3 separate regions of the Homo sapiens genome follow, and all the other regions are linked to region 2. The links are chromatin contacts, found by Hi-C or POLR2A ChIA-PET in ENCODE. All regions are on one chromosome and are shown on one strand. The core of a region is the stretch at or near the end of the contact, and the rest is flanking DNA. Distances in the headings are between cores, read along the strand shown. Region 1 holds the start of ADSL (adenylosuccinate lyase). Region 2 holds the start of GTPBP1 (GTP binding protein 1). Region 3 holds the start of SH3BP1 (SH3 domain binding protein 1).

Evidence for each region. Hi-C counts contacts between places; a loop is a spot of excess contacts on that map. ChIA-PET counts read pairs that join two places held with the same protein, here RNA polymerase II (POLR2A). Pooled maps may share reads with other maps.
Region 1: a loop to region 2 is called in a pooled map, with 10 times the contacts of the local background. The contact joins the promoter of ADSL here to the promoter of GTPBP1 in region 2. A Hi-C loop is called at or near these places in 2 of 50 pooled maps. POLR2A ChIA-PET finds 5 or more read pairs at or near these places in 2 of 52 experiments (B cell and PC-9).
Region 3: a loop to region 2 is called in a pooled map, with 5 times the contacts of the local background. The contact joins the promoter of SH3BP1 here to the promoter of GTPBP1 in region 2. A Hi-C loop is called at or near these places in 4 of 50 pooled maps.

The regions. Positions count from the first base shown.
Region 1 is chr22:40,344,496-40,347,808 of GRCh38, reverse strand. It overlaps ADSL (adenylosuccinate lyase), which reads right to left and starts at 1,309. Exons shown (of 13, transcript NM_000026.4): 1 at 1,098-1,309. The coding sequence starts at 1,250. RefSeq lists enhancers at 254-766, 767-1,280, 1,281-1,794 and a silencer at 967-1,056.
Region 2 is chr22:38,704,694-38,708,272 of GRCh38, reverse strand. It overlaps GTPBP1 (GTP binding protein 1), which reads right to left and starts at 2,329. Exons shown (of 12, transcript NM_004286.5): 1 at 2,126-2,329. The coding sequence starts at 2,317. RefSeq lists silencers at 1,681-1,820, 2,001-2,410, 2,731-2,880 and enhancers at 1,514-2,199, 2,501-2,650, 2,200-2,885, 2,886-3,571.
Region 3 is chr22:37,638,419-37,642,000 of GRCh38, reverse strand. It overlaps SH3BP1 (SH3 domain binding protein 1), which reads right to left and starts at 2,332. Exons shown (of 18, transcript NM_018957.6): 1 at 2,155-2,332; 2 at 833-875; 3 at 523-627. The coding sequence starts at 2,213. It overlaps PDXP-DT (PDXP divergent transcript), which reads left to right. Exons shown (of 6, transcript NR_109952.1): 6 at 1-169. RefSeq lists silencers at 2,115-2,554, 2,585-2,734, 3,365-3,582.

The sequences.
Region 1 (3,313 bases), core at 60-2,559, 1.6 Mb before region 2:
TGTAAAACAGGTACAGTCATAGTATTTCATACCTACTCTTCAGGGTTGTTTGGAGGATTAATAAGCAACCATGTGTAAAGGGTTAAGACCTGGGTCTCAGAAGGCACTATCTGAATGTCTGCTATTATTGTAGTGTATCGCCCAATATTTTGGAGGGCAGTGATAAGGGGAGGGAGGGAATCTAGAATGAAAGTTTCCTGTTTGGAGAGTTCCATGGTACAGGTCCTAGGCCCGAAGTCAAATTGTTTCCATGTTTACTGTGCCGTTTGAGAGGGCATTGCCAACTTGCTCGTTGTGGCACTTTCCTCTGAAACTTGAGGAGAAACATTATCGCTCTCTGGATCACCTTCAGTTTGCTTCAACTCTTCTGGAGCTATTTCTGAAACCGCTGGGCTAAGAAGTTCTCTATGCAGCCCTTAGAAAAGAAATTATAAACCCCGTTTAATAAACCCCTACCCGGAGTCTTCTCCTAAGAGGCAAAGCGGAGGCCAGTGAGGCAGAAACGGTGGCCTAGAAAACAAGCATTCCAGTCCTGTCACTAACTACACAGGCACTGTGGAAAACCAAGGGGCTACGTGCTCAGCTCAGGCTCTGGAGTGCACCCAGGTTCAAATCCCAGTTCCGTTCTTAATAGCTGGATGGGCTAGGGCAAACAACAAGCTGTCCGGGCTTTGTTCTCCCCTGCAATGTGGGAAAAACACCATCAAGCCTGCAAGATCTTCATGGATTACACAAGAAAAGATTAGTGAAATAATGAGCACAACAGTACGAAACAAGCGCTCGGTGTCTGTGGTTAGCAGCGTACTCCTGCGGGGATGGCCAAAATGAATTCCCTGAAACTACAGGCTGAATTTCTCCCAGCCTCCTCCGCGTCTCGAACCCTCTCGGACTGAGAACACGTGAGGCAACAGGTGGCGGCTCCCGGATCTCCTGCCCTTGCTTTCCTGGGGCCGCAGCTCCTCAGGACAGGGAACACCCAGCTGAAAATAGCCGGGCCGCAGCTCCGGGGTGGCTAAGCCCAGCCCGGAACAGAGCCCGGCACGTGCTGGGGCGGGCCCGTCCCTCCCGGCCCAGCCCCTCAGCCCGGGATCCGTTACCTGCTCGGCCTCCGCCAGCCACAGCCACAGCTGCCGCCATGTCCGGAATTTATACCTGTCGCTAAACACGAAGCACATCTCCGGGCTGGCATAGCGGGAGGCAAGAGGTGAGCGGTAGCTGTCGGGCGAACCATGATCGCCTCCAGCCGCCATCCCAACCCTGCGACCCCGCCAGGGTGGACTGGACCAGGGAAGAGCGGAAGCGGAAACCTGGAGGCCAGGGCAGGACGGGGCGGGGCGGGACTTCCTTCACGCGGTCTCGCTCTCTGGGTTCCGGGCGCCCTGGGCGCTGCCGGCTGCGGAGAATCTCCGCTGCTTCTGCCTGAGAATTGACTTGGTTCGCTTCTTTGACCAGAAACATGATTGATGCTTCCTACGTTACTTAGCCGCGCTACACTTTAGTTTTCCTGTCTGAAAAGAGGTACATTAAGACTTCCTTGGCCGGGCGCGGTGGCTCACGCTTGTAATCCCAGCACTGTGGGGGCCCCAGACCGGAGGATCGCTTGAGGCCGACAGATCGAGACCAGCCTGGGCAACACAGGGAGACCCTCCCGTCTCTAAAAAACAAAAAGCAAAAAAAAAAAAAAAAAAAAAGGCCTGCCTTTCGGGTTGTGCGGATTCAGTGTTAGAGCGGTGTCTGGCACACTTGGAAGGCCGTGTGTACGCTTGCTGTTACTCTTATTACTGTCGCCCCACCCACTCCTGCCCGCGGCGCACCGAGCTCGGCTCTAAGGAGAAATGAAGATACCCAAGGGAAATCGGCATTTACTGCGCCCCCAGTGAGCCGGCTGCGGTGGCCTACGCCTGTAATCCCAGCACTTCGGGAGGTCGAGGCAGGCAGATTTCCTGAGCTTAGGAGTTTGAGACCAGCCTGGGCAACACGTGAAACCCTGTCTCTACTAAAATACAAAAAATTAGTCGGGCATGGCGGCCTGTACCTGTAGTCTCAGCTACTTGTGAGGCTGAGACAGGAGAATTTCTTGAACCCGGAAGGCGGAGGTTGCAGTGAGCCAAGATCGCGCCACTGCACTCCAGCCTGGGCGACAGAGCGAGACTCCGTCTCCAAAAAATAAAAGAATTAAATAAATAAATAGAAATAGAAACACTCAAGTGGCCCCCCCCCTTTTTTTTTTTTTTGACAGGGTCTTGCTATGTTGTTCAGTCTGGAGTGCCAGTGGGGTGATCACACAGGAAAGGGTTCATCTGGAGCTGTAAGAGCCAGGTGTCTCAGCTGGGCACGGTGACTCACGCCTATAATCTCAGCACTTTGGAGGCTGAGCTGGGCAGATCGCTTGAGTCCAGGAGTTGGAGACCAGCCTGAGCAACATGATGAAACACTGTCTCTACAAAAAATACAAAAATTAACTGGGTATGGTGGTGTGCACCTGTAGTCCCAGCTACTTGGGAGGCTGAGGTGGGAGAATCACTTGAGCCCAGGATGTTGAGGCTGCAGTAAGCCATGATTTTGCCACTACAGCTTAGGCAACAGTGAGACCCTGTCTCAAAAACAAAACAAACGAAAAGAGCCGGGTGCCTGCACCCTCTCCACCTGCACTTAACTCCTAGCTCTCTGCCTTTTACGTGAGGAATCTAAAGACACTCAAGCCAGGTGTGGTGGCTCACGCCTGTAATCCCAACACTTTGAGAGGCCGAGGCGGGAAGATCGCTTGAGCCCAGTACTATGCTGCTTTGAAATTACTTGTTTCTGAGTGCCTTACTAAAATGAGACCTGTGGAGGAATTCCAATTTTAACTCCCAGTTTATTTGCTGAGAGTTAACTTCACTTTTCCAATAACCATAATATTTCTAGACTATTACAAGTACATGATTAAGGGCCAGGCACGGTGGCTCACACCTGTAATCCCAGCATTTTGGGACGCTGAGGCAGGTGGATCACCTGAGGTCAGGAGTTGGAGACCAGCCTGGCCAACATGGTGAAACCCCATCTCTACTCAAAATACAAAAATTAGCCAGGTCGTGGTGGCAGGTGTCTGTAATCTCAGCTACTTAGGAGGCTGAGGCAGGAGAATCACTTGAACCCAGGAGGTGGAGGTTGCAGTGAGCCGAGATCGTGCCACTGCACTCCAGCCTGGGCAACAAAGTGTGACTCCAACTCAAGAAAAAAAAAAAAAAAGTACATGATTAGATCTCAAGGCTTCAAGATCTTTTCTTTGACAATAACTTCTTTTCCAGTCACCTTCCCATTCCTGCTTTCA
Region 2 (3,579 bases), core at 1,080-3,579:
TTTGCAAATGTCTGCCAATAACATTGAAGTGTCAACCATTTACTTGGGTAAGCCATTTGGCAATCAGACCCCATTCTCTAACCACTCCTGTGTGACCTTGGACAAAGAATTTAACCACTCTGAGTTTCAGTTTTTCAATCTATAAAACGGAGCTAATACTACCTGCATCCTAAGGCCACTGTAAAGAGCAAATATAATAACATGTAAAGCATCTAGTCCACAGCTCAATAAATGTGAAACTACAAGGTTTTCTTCACCCAATCATTCCCAGAAAAACCTTGTTGGATGAAACTAGCCACCACTATTCACTAAGTGTTTCTCCCTTTGGAAGCTCTCGGAGCCTTAGGTCTCCACATTTTCTATCGTAAGGACATGAACCTTTCGCTTCTAATCTGTTCCTCCGGAATCAATCTATTCAACCCAACCCTTCTCTCCCTCCACACCATCACTTTTTCTTTTTGATATCATCGATATTAATATACATATGATTTTTTTTAATTGTAAGGAGGACTTCCCCAGCTATGTGATGAAATAACACTTCTAGGAATATTAAATGAGCTGGTCAAGAAATGAAGGTACTACCGTCTTTGCAACTCTGCCCTGCAATTTCCTATCATGTTTCTTCAGCACCTTGACCATGTGTTGACATCCAGTTTGTTTGCTCTTGAGTCAGGTCCATAATCTTGTAACTTCCTGAGTTGACTCATCAGAGCTTGTAATTGTAACCTGGATGTTTCCTGGGTCTTTTACATCGTCCTGGCCATCCCTCTCTCTAAGTTTGGCCATCCTCATTATGGCCTTACAGGCACAAGACAGGACCAACTTTGACAGGCTAGCTGGCTTCCAAGTGCTCACCTGAGACTACAATGGCAAAGAGCAGTTGAAAATAACTTGCTTAGGTTGCAGGGAAAGTTCCTCCCCAGTTTAGGACCAAGTTTCATGCAAATTTGCCGCCATAAACTATAAAAAGTCACAAACATTTTCAAAGCTGGATAAAATGTCTATCGTAACTATCCTACAAATGTAAGTGGTGGTATTGGTGTTCTATCTTTCACCCACTGCTATTTAATCTGCACAGGAAATTAGGAACTATCTCGTTCACTTCAAACATTTACTGAGTCTCTAGTATGCATCAGGCACTATTAGGTGTCTTCTTAAATATTTCTAATTTTTACAACCCATCTGTACTTTCTTAAGATGAGGTGGTTGGAGAACTGAAAGGTTAAGAAACTTTCCCAACGTCACAGAGCCTTTCGATGGTAGGGCAGGAAAGGGAACCCAGCCCTGTCTGACTCCCAAGTTGGCATTCTTTCCCTAAGGAACGTTAAGCACCTTCAAAACACCAGTCACATCTTGTATTTACTTTTCTATTCTTCACAATGTCAAGCCGTTGGCGAGGCCTTAATTCCTGCCTACCTTCTCGACAGCTCAAAAAACACGGTTTTAAACGTCCTTCACTGCTCCACTCATACAAGATGAGCTTCCACTCACAGGATAGCGAGACTAAGGAGCCTGACCATCTTTCCATTTTGTTTCGGGTGGCCTCGAAAAGTAGACATTCTCGGACATGCTCCTCCCCAGCTGAGCGACTACTTTCTGTTTCCTTTCCCGAGTCTGGGAAGAGACGCGGCGGCCACCCTGCCCTGGCCTCCGACTACCTGTCTTCATGAGCGTCTCGGCCCCCTGCCCGGGCCCCCTCGCCCCTCTGCTGTCCCGCGCGGTCCAGGGAGAGGAGACTCTCGGTCTCCGAATCCCCTCAAGTGGGGACCCGAAGAACGGGGAGGGGCACTGAGCGGGGACAGGGAACGCGCGGAGCGCAGCTGGCATCGGGCGCCCCCGTTCCACGTGGCAGAGCCGAGGGGTTACGATCTCGGCGGGAGACGGGAGGGCGGGAGGCTGGGTTGGCGACGCGGGGGAGCCAAGGTGGGTGCGGGGACCATGGGGACGGCCCCTCGCGCCGCGAACCCCCGCACGTCCCGGAGACTAGCAGGTGGGCGGGCTCGGCCCCTTCTTCCCGTTCCGCGCTCCCCGCGGACAGGGCGGCCGCTGGCCCCGCCGTCGCCCGGGAGACTGCTCGGCCAGCCGCCCGCTCCCCTCAGCGCCCGCCGCCGCCGCCCGGGCCTACCTTGCTGGTGAGGTCCAGCTCTGGCTCGCCGTTGAGCGCCTCGCCGTCCTCGCTGCAGTCCGAGTCAAAGCCGCCGTGGAGTCGGGCGGCGGCCGCCGCGGCCCTGGCCGCCCCCGGGGAGCTGGGCTCGGGGGCGAACATAGAGGCCGGGACCGGCGAGTCCATCGCGGAGCGACTGCGCTCCGTCGCCATCTTTAATAACTTAGGCTAATTCGTAGCCGGCTTCCCTCCCTCCCAGGCTCATTTGACTAATCTATGCACAGAGCCCCGCCCCGCTCCTTATCGGAATAATTTATGCAAAACTCCAGCCGCGTACTGGGTGACACGTACCTCTAGCTAAGAAACAGTCGACTAGGCCTCTCAGCCACCAATCCCTGCAGAGCTTTCAAGTACCTAATGAATAATTAATGAGGCCCAAATCCCAACAACAAATGTCTGAGACGTCACGCGCCCTGCTCCCAGCTTGGGAGGGGGCAGTACCGAGTCCCCGCTACCCGCCTGAAGCCTTCCCGCCAACGGAAGCAGAGAAGTGTCTGACTGACACAGCAGCCATCCAATGAGGAGAGAAATACAAACAACGTTACTCGTCAACGCCCCTTCACTCTCCTTGTTTCCAGAGGCGGTACTAAGCCTGCAAATCTTACTGCAAAACAGTAGGCGCTGTAAGCCTTCCGATGACGGACAAGGGCAGGACCCAATCGAGTCATAGAACAGGTCCCGCGCCTGGACCTGCTCATGGAGATAGTAAACTGCAAAATGAGCCTCCCACTCGATTCAGTGACTGAGGCAGTTGCTGGAACGCCGATGTCCAACGTGCTGGCATGCTCCAGGCAACTTTAATAGTAGGATCGATGCTGTAAGTTCCAAGAGTTGTAATACTATAGCAGCCAGAGTGAGGCAATAATTAAATGCTGACCTTAGGGAGAATTCTCCATTCACTGCCTTTGCGGAGGCAATCACACGAACTAAAAACAGAGGCAAGCAGCTAAAATTAAAAGCCAAAAAACACCTCACCACTTTTGTGGTGAACTGCTAAACCGAAATCTAGGGTCTCATAAGGTAGTTTCCTATGGATTATTTTTCCAGTGTCATCAGTTGTGAAAAGCCCCAACCCAAAATGCCATCAACACACGTTTTAGTGTCTTGAATTCCTGTTTCAAAAGCCGGAAAAGCCTAGGCCGTCATTGTTTGGCGAAATTAGGGATTAACCAACGTCTATGAATGTCGGCCTTGGCCACTCGAACCAGGCATCAAGCAAACAAGAGCATGTTTGAGAAGATAAGGAATCCAAGACTTAGGGTTTGGACCTAAACCCTAAATCTTTAGTGAGCAAGTGGCAGGATTGAAAATGGCTTTCAGTTTTGGGGATCTACCTGAGAAGAAAGAGACAGTCTCTTCTTGTCCCTGTTTTCCACTACTATCAAGTCTTATTTGCACAAACACAGCTGGGAATC
Region 3 (3,582 bases), core at 1,083-3,582, 1.1 Mb after region 2:
ACTTACTAGCTATGTGACCTTGGACAAGTGACTTTATCTCTGAGCCTCCAGTTCCTCATGTGTAAAGCAATGCCTGCCCCTAGGGTTGTGCCAGTGTTCCATGAGACAGTGCACTCATATGTTAGTAACAAGCTGGCGGTTATCAGCCAATAAACGCTGCCTCTTGATTAATAAACGTGTATCCCTCAAAAGCCAGCTCAATTGCTACCTCCTTCAGGAAACCCTCTGAGGCCGCCCCATTGACAGCCTGCTCTTGCGCACTGATTGGACAGAGAAGTTCAGGTGCTGTCAGAAGCCTGGCCTTGGCTTATGGGAACTGGTGCACAGGGAAGTGGGGTAAAGGTGATGGGGAAGGTATAGGGCCTCTTGAGTGCAGTGCCAGAGGGGCCTTGGAACAGAGCAGTCTCCATGCCCTTGGTGCCAGACACTCAGACTGGCAAGGAAACCCCAGCCCCGACCTTGCTTCCCCATTGGATGGAAGTCTCCTGCTCAGGCCCCTCCTTCCCGGGACCCCCCACTCACCACCCGCTTGTCCATGTCTGCCCCGCTCTGGCCCTGCAGACAGGCCTGCAGCCGCTTGTGGATGTTGTGGGCTGCCCGCTTGGCCGGCTCCAGCCGCTGTTCTACCTGGGAAGGAGGTATGGAGGTTAAGGATCAAGAGAGGCTGTCTCCCCCTGAGCAGGAAACTTTCTCCTGTCCCCTGGGGACCCCATGGCCAACAGCTTGAGGAATGACTCAACCCAGGCCCCTACCTGGCGTCCCCGCCCCGGCCCTCTGCTCCGAGACAGCCTGCACAGGCCTGCCTTCCCACCTGCCCGGCCCAGGCACGTACCTGCAGCAGGTCCTCACCCAGGAACTCAGCGGTCTCCGGGGTGCTGCGGGGAGTGGTGGGGGGGGGGGGGAGAGTGCTTCTGCTGAGCCTGCCTGGGTTAGAACGCCCCCTACTTCCCTTCCCCGCAGCAGGGCACCTGGACCCCAGTGCTTCCACTGTCCCTCCCAGCTGAGGCCTGCCCTGGGTGGCCCAGTTGCTTCATCCCAGTCGGAGCACATTCCATGGGGGTGGGAATAGGATACATGGGTTTTTCCTCCTCCACCCAGGGCTGTGTCCTGAGAGAGGGCGGACAGATGAAACTAAAGGGGAGGCTGAGAGACCCACCCGGGGCCCAGCTTTGGGACACAGAAGCCTCTTTTCTGCCCACTCCCAAATCCTCAGCCCACCCCGGGATGAGGAGTATTAGCTGGCCCCAAGAACGGGAAGTGCAGGAGCTCAGACTCCTAGGCACAGTCACACAGCACTCTGGACTACAGCTGTGGGCAGGGGTGCACAGGCCCTTGGCCCCCACCTGGGGACACATGGGGGATGCCAAGGCCCACTGCAAGGTGGTCTGACTGTCCAGGCTATGTAGGCATCTGTGCCAGTGTGAGACTAGAACCAGGTCTCTGGACACCCAGTCCCCTCCCTGGACCCAGAGAATGGGGAACTCCTGAGGCTGGGGGAAGAGGAGCAGAGAAGACAGGCTCTGAGAGGCTCCCCAAACTTCCGGCCTCCGTGCCACCGGCTCAGAGGCTGGGGGTGGGAGCTGGGAGACCTGGGGATATTTCCACCTGAGTCCAGGAAAAGCAGAAACGAGACAGAAGCAGGAGGCCCCTGGGCTGGGGGGAGGGGGAGGGGGAGGGACGCTGCAGGCCAGGGGCAGGCCCCTCCTCCCACCAGGCCAGGACCCATCTCCTCCCCTCGCCCCAGGTCTGTGGCCCTAATCGACCCTCCTCCCTCCCCGGCCCAGCAAGCAGAGGTGGTGAACTGTCCCATTGTCCAGAGGGGACAAGTGAGGTCAGGAGGACCATCCACTTAGAGACTCGTGGAGGCAGAGAAGTCCCAGCGTCCTAGGGCAGAGAGCATTCTCCCGCCTGAAGCCCCCTCCAATCCGGTAAGGGGGGGCATCCCTTCCCCCAAAGGCCACCCTTGCTCCTCCAGCTCTGCCCGAGAGACGGGGGCGGCGTTCAGAGAGGAGGAAGAGAGAGCAGGAGTCTGGCCGCTCAGAGGGTGGCTGCCCAGCTGTCCCCAGCCTCCCCCACCCCCGTCTCCCCCGACCCTTTTACGACCCCTCAAGTCCTGCCGGGGTAAGAGTGGGGCTGGAAGCGGGTGACACTCACCGTCCCAAGCTGCCCGTCTGGGCCAGCTGCCGCATGCGGTGCAGCTGCCTCTTCATCATCTTGGGGGCGAGCTGGGGGCTGCGGGGTCACGGCGGGGGTCGCGGGCCCGGGGAGCCCCCGGTCCAGCCTGCCTCTCCTGCGGCGCGGCTCTTGCCCCGGATGGGTGGGCGGCGCTCTCGCTTCCTGGGCCGCCGCGCGGCTCTTGCTGGCGGCCGGCTCTCTCCTCCCCCGCTCACGACTCCGCCCCCGGCCCCCAGGTCACTCCTCTCTCCAAGTTGGTTTCCTCGCTCTTCCCCGGCTTCCGGGCCCCCGGGCGACCCCCGGCCGGGCCCCCGCTGCTGTGTGTCCGCCGGCCGCGGCCGTCCACAGGTTGTGCCCGGCTCCTCCTCCCCGCAGCGCCCCGCCCAGCCCCGGTGGCGGGAAGCAGGTAAGCCCATTCCTGCCCCTGCGCCCGCAACCCGCCCCAGGCGGGGTGCCTGCCCCACCCGCAGCCTGCAGACCCGAAGTATAAATAACCTTTGCATCCCTCGCAAAGAGGAAAGGGTACCAAGCGAAAGAGGGGTAGGCCTTTCTGACCTGTCCTGGCCTCTCTGGGCCTGCCGCGGATACTGCCTTGCACTCTCTTCCGCAGAGGACCTCTGGCCCCCTGGAACTAAACCCCCCACCACTGGATGACTGGCTGGGAGCTTTGGCTTCCTGGGGCCACGGGCTGCTGTGTGGCCGTGGACAAGCCCCTGGAACTCCGGACTCGCTGTTTCTAATGGTCTGATGGGCCAGCTGTCCTGGGCCTGCCCATTCTGCAGAGTGGACAAGACACCCCTGCCAGCTCCCTTTAAGGGAGGTGCGTGCCACCCCTCAGCCACCAGGAACCCTCCCAGAGCGGTTCGCGACACCCTGTTCTCCACATCTCCTGGCAGTTTGCTCCATCTGTGAAGCCCGTCTCCTCTCATTCCTCCTGGCAAACAGCCTCAGTCCCCCTTCCTTCTTGTAGGGCAATGATGTAGGTGCTGCTCTGACTGCCCCCAAACTCAGTAGTTCTCCTCTTTGGCCCTCCACTCAACACAGAGTTAGGCATACAGTAAGTGCTCCATAACTGCTGGTTTTACAAGATGTGAGCGCCTTTAGGAAACAGTAGGCTCTCCTTACCCTGCACCCCTGTGGCATCAGGAGCCGCAGGCGTGGGGAAGAGGGGAGGGTGTGCCCCAGAGTCCTGCCACACCCTCTGCACTTTGCTTTGTTAGTTTCAGTTTAGTTTGAGACTATTTGAGCCACTACTGTGTGCCGGTGCAGACTGTGTGCCGGTGCAGACTGGGCGCCTCTCAGAGGCAGGACCTTGGCCCCACACATCTCCATACTCCCAGCACCTAGCCCAGGGCCTGGCACACTCACTGGCTGCTTCTCTCCTCCCTAATGAGGCAGGACTCATTG